2 separate regions of the Homo sapiens genome follow, and region 1 is linked to region 2. A link is an interaction called in ENCODE POLR2A ChIA-PET data of the cell type or tissue named here. Cell type or tissue: A673. All regions are shown on one strand.

The links. ChIA-PET counts read pairs that join two places held together with the same protein. Peaks named below come from ENCODE experiments on the same cell type or tissue, not always from the same donor. Only the 100,000 strongest peaks of a DNase experiment are listed, where the experiment ranks them.
Region 1: POLR2A ChIA-PET joins it to region 2 with 11 read pairs; 8 of 35 experiments call an interaction of 5 or more read pairs at or near these places.

Annotation. Positions count from the first base shown.
Region 1 is chr19:55,446,800-55,449,299 of GRCh38, reverse strand. No RefSeq gene overlaps it. Among named protein-coding and RNA genes, the nearest start is that of SHISA7, 4.8 kb to the right of the region's middle. RefSeq lists a silencer at 1,964-2,258. In A673, no CTCF peak of the experiment used is centred here; a DNase peak (open chromatin) is centred at 1,409.
Region 2 is chr19:55,129,899-55,132,398 of GRCh38, reverse strand. No RefSeq gene overlaps it. Among named protein-coding and RNA genes, the nearest start is that of MIR7975, 7.9 kb to the right of the region's middle. In A673, no CTCF peak of the experiment used is centred here; no DNase peak of the experiment used is centred here.

The DNA of each region.
Region 1 (2,500 bases), 320 kb before region 2:
TCGGCAGTGTCTCTGCGCAGCTTTGTGTGAGGTCAGGGAAGAATTCATCCAGTGTCTGGATGGGGCCGCTGTGTCTGCAGGTGCACGTCCTCTCTCCACCCACCTATAGGTGCTGCCCTGACCAGGAGGGGTAGAGAAGCTGTGTGTGGTGTGTGTGCGTGTGGTGTGTGTGTGTGGTCTGTGTGGCGTGTGTGTGGTGTGGGGGGTCAGTGTGGTGTGTGTGTGTGTGTGTGTGGTGTGTGTTTGTGTGGCCTGTGTGTGGTGTGTGTGTGTGTATGTGTGGCCTGTGTGGCATGTGTGTGGTGTGGGGGGGTCAGTGTGTGGTGTGTGTGTGTGTGTGTGTGGTCTGTGTGGCGTGTGTGTGGTGTGGAGGGTCAGTGTGTGGTGTGTGTGTGTGGTGTGTGGTGTGTGTGTGTGTGTGGTGTGTGTATGTGTGGCCTGTGTGCGTGTGTCAGTGTGTGGTGTGTGTGTGTGGTGTGTGTGTGTATGTGTGGTGTGTGTGTGGTGTGTGTGTGTATGTGTGGTCTGTGTGGCGTGTGTGTGGTGTGGAGGGTCAGTGTGTGGTGTGTGTGTATGTGTGGTGTGTGTGTGGTGTGTGTGTGTGGTGTGTGTGTATGTGTTGTCTGTGCGGCGTGTGTGGTGTGGAGGGTCAGTGTGTGGTGTATGTGTATGTGTGGTGTGTGTGGTGTGTGTGTGTGGTGTGTGTGTGTATGTGTGGTCTGTGTGGCGTGTGTGTGTTGTGGGGGGGTCAGTGTGTGGTGTGTGTGTGTGGCGTGTGTGTGTATGTGTGGTCTGTGTGGCGTGTGTGTGGTGTGGAGGGTCAGTGTGTGGTGTGTGTGTGTGGTGTGTGTGTGTATGTGTGGTCTCTGCGGCGTGTGTGGTGTGGAGGGTCAGTGTGTGGTGTATGTGTATGTGTGGTGTGTGTGGTGTGTGTGTGTGTGGTGTGTGTATGTGTGGTGTGTGTGTTTGTGTGGTCTGTGGGTGGTGTGTGTGTGTATGTGTGGCCTGTGTGGCGTGTGTGTGGTGTGGGGGGGTCAGTGTGTGGTGTGTGTGTGTGGCGTGTGTGTGTAATGTGTGGTCTGTGTGGCGTGTGTGTGGTGTGGAGGGTCAGTGTGTGGTGTGTGTGTGTATGTGTGGTGTGTGTGGTGTGTGTGTGGTGTGTGTGTGTATGTGTGGTCTGTGCGGCGTGTGTGGTGTGGAGGGTCAGTGTGTGGTGTATGTGTATGTGTGGTGTGTGTGGTGTGTGTGTGTGTGTATGTGTGGTCTGTGTGTGGTGCGTCTGCGTGTATCGCTGAGTTTGAGGGGAGGTGCGCCACTGCTCCTGCTCTCCCTCCCTGTCCCCCTGCTGGAGTTGTCAATGGCCTAGAGCTGTGTCTCCTTGGGTGTGTGCACCACGTGCGTGCAGTTGGAGCAGCCAGTGGGACTCTGTCAGCAGAGGGAGAAATCGTGTCCATGGAGCCTGGCGGAGGCTTGGCACGGAATGCGGAGTGAGCAGAACTGCCAGCCCATACAGCAGCCTCTGTGCAGATGAGACAAAGGCACCCCCCACCTTGCCCAATCCGCTCTCCCAGGTCTGTGGTTTGGCACGCAGATGGCACCCTTGTGTGAGCTTGGAAGGGGCACTCCTTACCCCAAATGGATGCAGCCCCACTGGCACACGCCCTGGGAAGCAGAGCCCAGCAGGATTTCAGCCTCTCAGCCAGACCCCCTTGTGCAGTGCACGACCTGCCCAACCCTACATGGTAGCCCTCAATGAATGAAGGAATCTGCAGTGCTGCATGCATGTGCCACTTCTGGAAGGGATGTGTCTCTGTGTGGGGGAAAAAGGCATCCATGCTGTACAGGTCACAGTGCTCAGAGACCTGAGTTCAAAGCCCAGCCCCACTCTTTGGGCACCTTGGGTCTCAGGCAAATGATGTGACCTCTCGGAACCTCAGCGTCCTCATCTGAAATGAGTGTGTCAGTACACACACATGTGGCCAGCAGAGATGACAGCTATGAAAGTTGCAAAGCAAGTGAGGAATTGGGAGCATGTCTGGGGCTGCTGTTACCGCTAGGACAGGAAGGCTGGCTGAAATGACATGCTAGGGACACCCTGAAGGAAGGGAGAAAGGAGGCAGGTCAGAGCAGGATCTGTGGAAAGGAAGGGGCTCCCAGACGAAGGAAACAGCACGTGCACAGGCAGGAAGGTGGAGCGTCTTGAGCATGAACTTGGAAGGTATGAAGGGAAAAGGAAAGGATGAGAAGAGGAGCTACTGGCAGAGTTGGGGTTTTATTCCAGGTGTGACAGGGAACCAGAATGCGGACAGGGGAGTGGTTGATGCCATTTGACGTGTTTCCTTTTTTTTTTTTTTTTTTTTTTTTTTGAGATGGAGTCTCACGCTGTCACCCTGGCTGGAGTGCAGTGGTGTGATCTCAGCTCACTGCAACCTGAGCCTCCGGGGTTCAAGCGATTCTCCTTCCTCAGCTTCCCGAGTAGCTGGAATTAAAGGCGCCCGCC
Region 2 (2,500 bases):
AGTGTTGGGATTTTAGGTGTGAATCACTGCACCGGCCGCAGCATCTTTTTTTTTTTTTTTTTTTGAGATGGAGTCTTGCTCTGTCACCCAGCCTGGAGTGCAGTGGCATGATCTCGGCTCACCGCAACCTCCACCTCCCGGGTTCAAGCAATTTTCCTGTCTCAGCCTCCCAAGCAGCTGGGACTACAGGTGCCCACCAACATGCCTGGCTAATTTTTGTATTTTTAGTAGAGACAGGGTTTCACCATATTGGTCAGGCTGGTCTCAGACTCCTGACCTCAGCTGATCCTCCCGCCTCAGCCTCCCAAAGTGGTGGGATTACAGGTGTGAGCCACCATGCCCAGCTTTTTTTTTTTTTTTTTTTTTTTTTTGAGACAGAGTCTCACTCTGTCACCCAGGCTGGAGTGCAATGGCAAGATCTCGGCTCACCGCAACCTCCACCTCCCGGGTTCAAGCAATTCTGCCTCAGCCTCCCGAGTAGCTGGGACTACAGGCGCCTGCCACCACGCCAGCTAATTTTCGTGTTTTTAGTAGAGACGGGATTTTACCATGTTGGCCAGGCTGGTCTCGAACTCCTGACCTCAGGTGATCCGCCTGCCTCAGCCTCCCAAAGTGCTGGGATTACAGCCGTGAGCCACCGCGCCTGGCCCACCGCTAGTTTTTCATAATAGCCAAAAGGCAGAAGCAACTCAAATGCTCATTAACTGATGAACGGATAAACATACGTTGGTTCATCCACACAGTGGAATGTTGTCTAGCCACGGAAAGGAATGAAGTGCTGACATGTGGTGTGACACGCACGAACCTTGAAAACATACTAAGCGAAAGGAACCAGACATCAAAGGTCACATATGATTCCACTTATATGAATTTTCTAGAATAGGCAAATCCACAGAAGTAGGAAGGAGGTTCGTGTTTTTGAGGGGCTAGGGGACGGTGGGTAGAGATGACGGCTAAGAGAATGGCGTTTCTTTTTCGATGATGAACATGTTCTGGAATTAGATAGTGGTGATGGTTGCACAACGTGAATATACTGAAAAACTCTGAATTGTACTTTAGTTGGTACATCTTATGATATGTTAAGCATATCCAAATTAAGAAATTCAAAAGCAGGCCAAGCGAGGTGACTCCTGCTTGTAATCCCAGAACTTTGGGAGGCAGAGGCGGGAGGATCTCTTTTTTTTTTCTTTTAGACAGAGTTTCGTTCTGTCACCCAGGCTGGAGTGCAGTGGCGTGATCTCGGCTCACTGCAAGCTGGAGGCAGGAGGATCTCTTGAGGTCAGGAGTTTGTGACCAGCCTGGCCAACTCGAGGAAACCCTATCTCTACTAAATTACAAAAAAAAAGAAAAAAAGATTAGCTGGGCATAGTGGTGGCTGTAATCCCAGCTACTCAGGAGGCTGAGGCAGGAGAATCGCCTTGAACTGGGGAGGTTGCAGTGAGCCAAGATCACACCACTGCACTCCAGCCTGGGCGACAGAGCGAGACTCCATCACACACACACACACACACACACACACACGCACACACACACACGCACACACACACACAATGCAAAAGTAAATTTAAAAAGTGACACGTAAAGTTTCGTATGGGAGAGTCAGTTCAGTGACAATAAGTATTGTTTGCTGTTCTGCCTTTCCGACTTTCCATTTGGGATGTCTTATTAGTGACCATGTGGGTCTGGCCACTGGGCCCTAAATCCCAAATAACCAGACAGTTGCTATGCTTTGAATGTATGTATCCCCTCAAAATTTACATGTTGAAACCTGATCATGAATGCAATAGTATTCCACGGGACTTTAGGAGGTGACTAGGTCATGAAGGCAGAGCCCTCACAAATGGGGTTAATGTCCTTATAAAAGAGGCTTGAGGGAGAGCCCCTTGCCCCTTTGGCTGTGTGAGGACACAGCAAGAAGGCACCATCTGTGAAGCAGAGAGCAGGCCCTCCCTCCACACTGAGTCTTCTGGCGCCCTGATCCTGGTCTTTCCAGCCTACAGACCTGTGAGCAATACATTTGTATTGTTTGTAAATGACCAGGTCTACGGTGTTCTGTTACAGCAGCCCAAATGGACCAACACAACAGTTGATTTTCTTTTTCTTTCTTTCTTTTTTTGTTTTAATTTCTTTTTCTTTTTCTTTTTTTTTTTTTTTGAGATGGAGTCTCGCTCTGTCACCAGGTTGGAGTGCAGTGGCGCAATCTCAGCTCACTGCAAGCTCCCACTCCCTGGTTCAAGCGATTCTCCTGCCTCAGCCTCCCAAGTACCTGGGATTACAGGCCCGTGCCAACACACCCAGCTAATTTTTTTTTTTTTTTGTATTTTTAGTAGAGACGGGGTTTCACCATGTTGGCCAGGATGGTCTTGATCTCCTGATATCGTGATCCTCCCACCTCATCCTCCCAAAGTGCTGGGATTACAGGCGTGAGCCACCGTGCCCGGCCTTCTTCTTTTTTTGAGACAGGGTCTCCCTCTGTCACCCAGGCTAGAGTGCAGTGGTG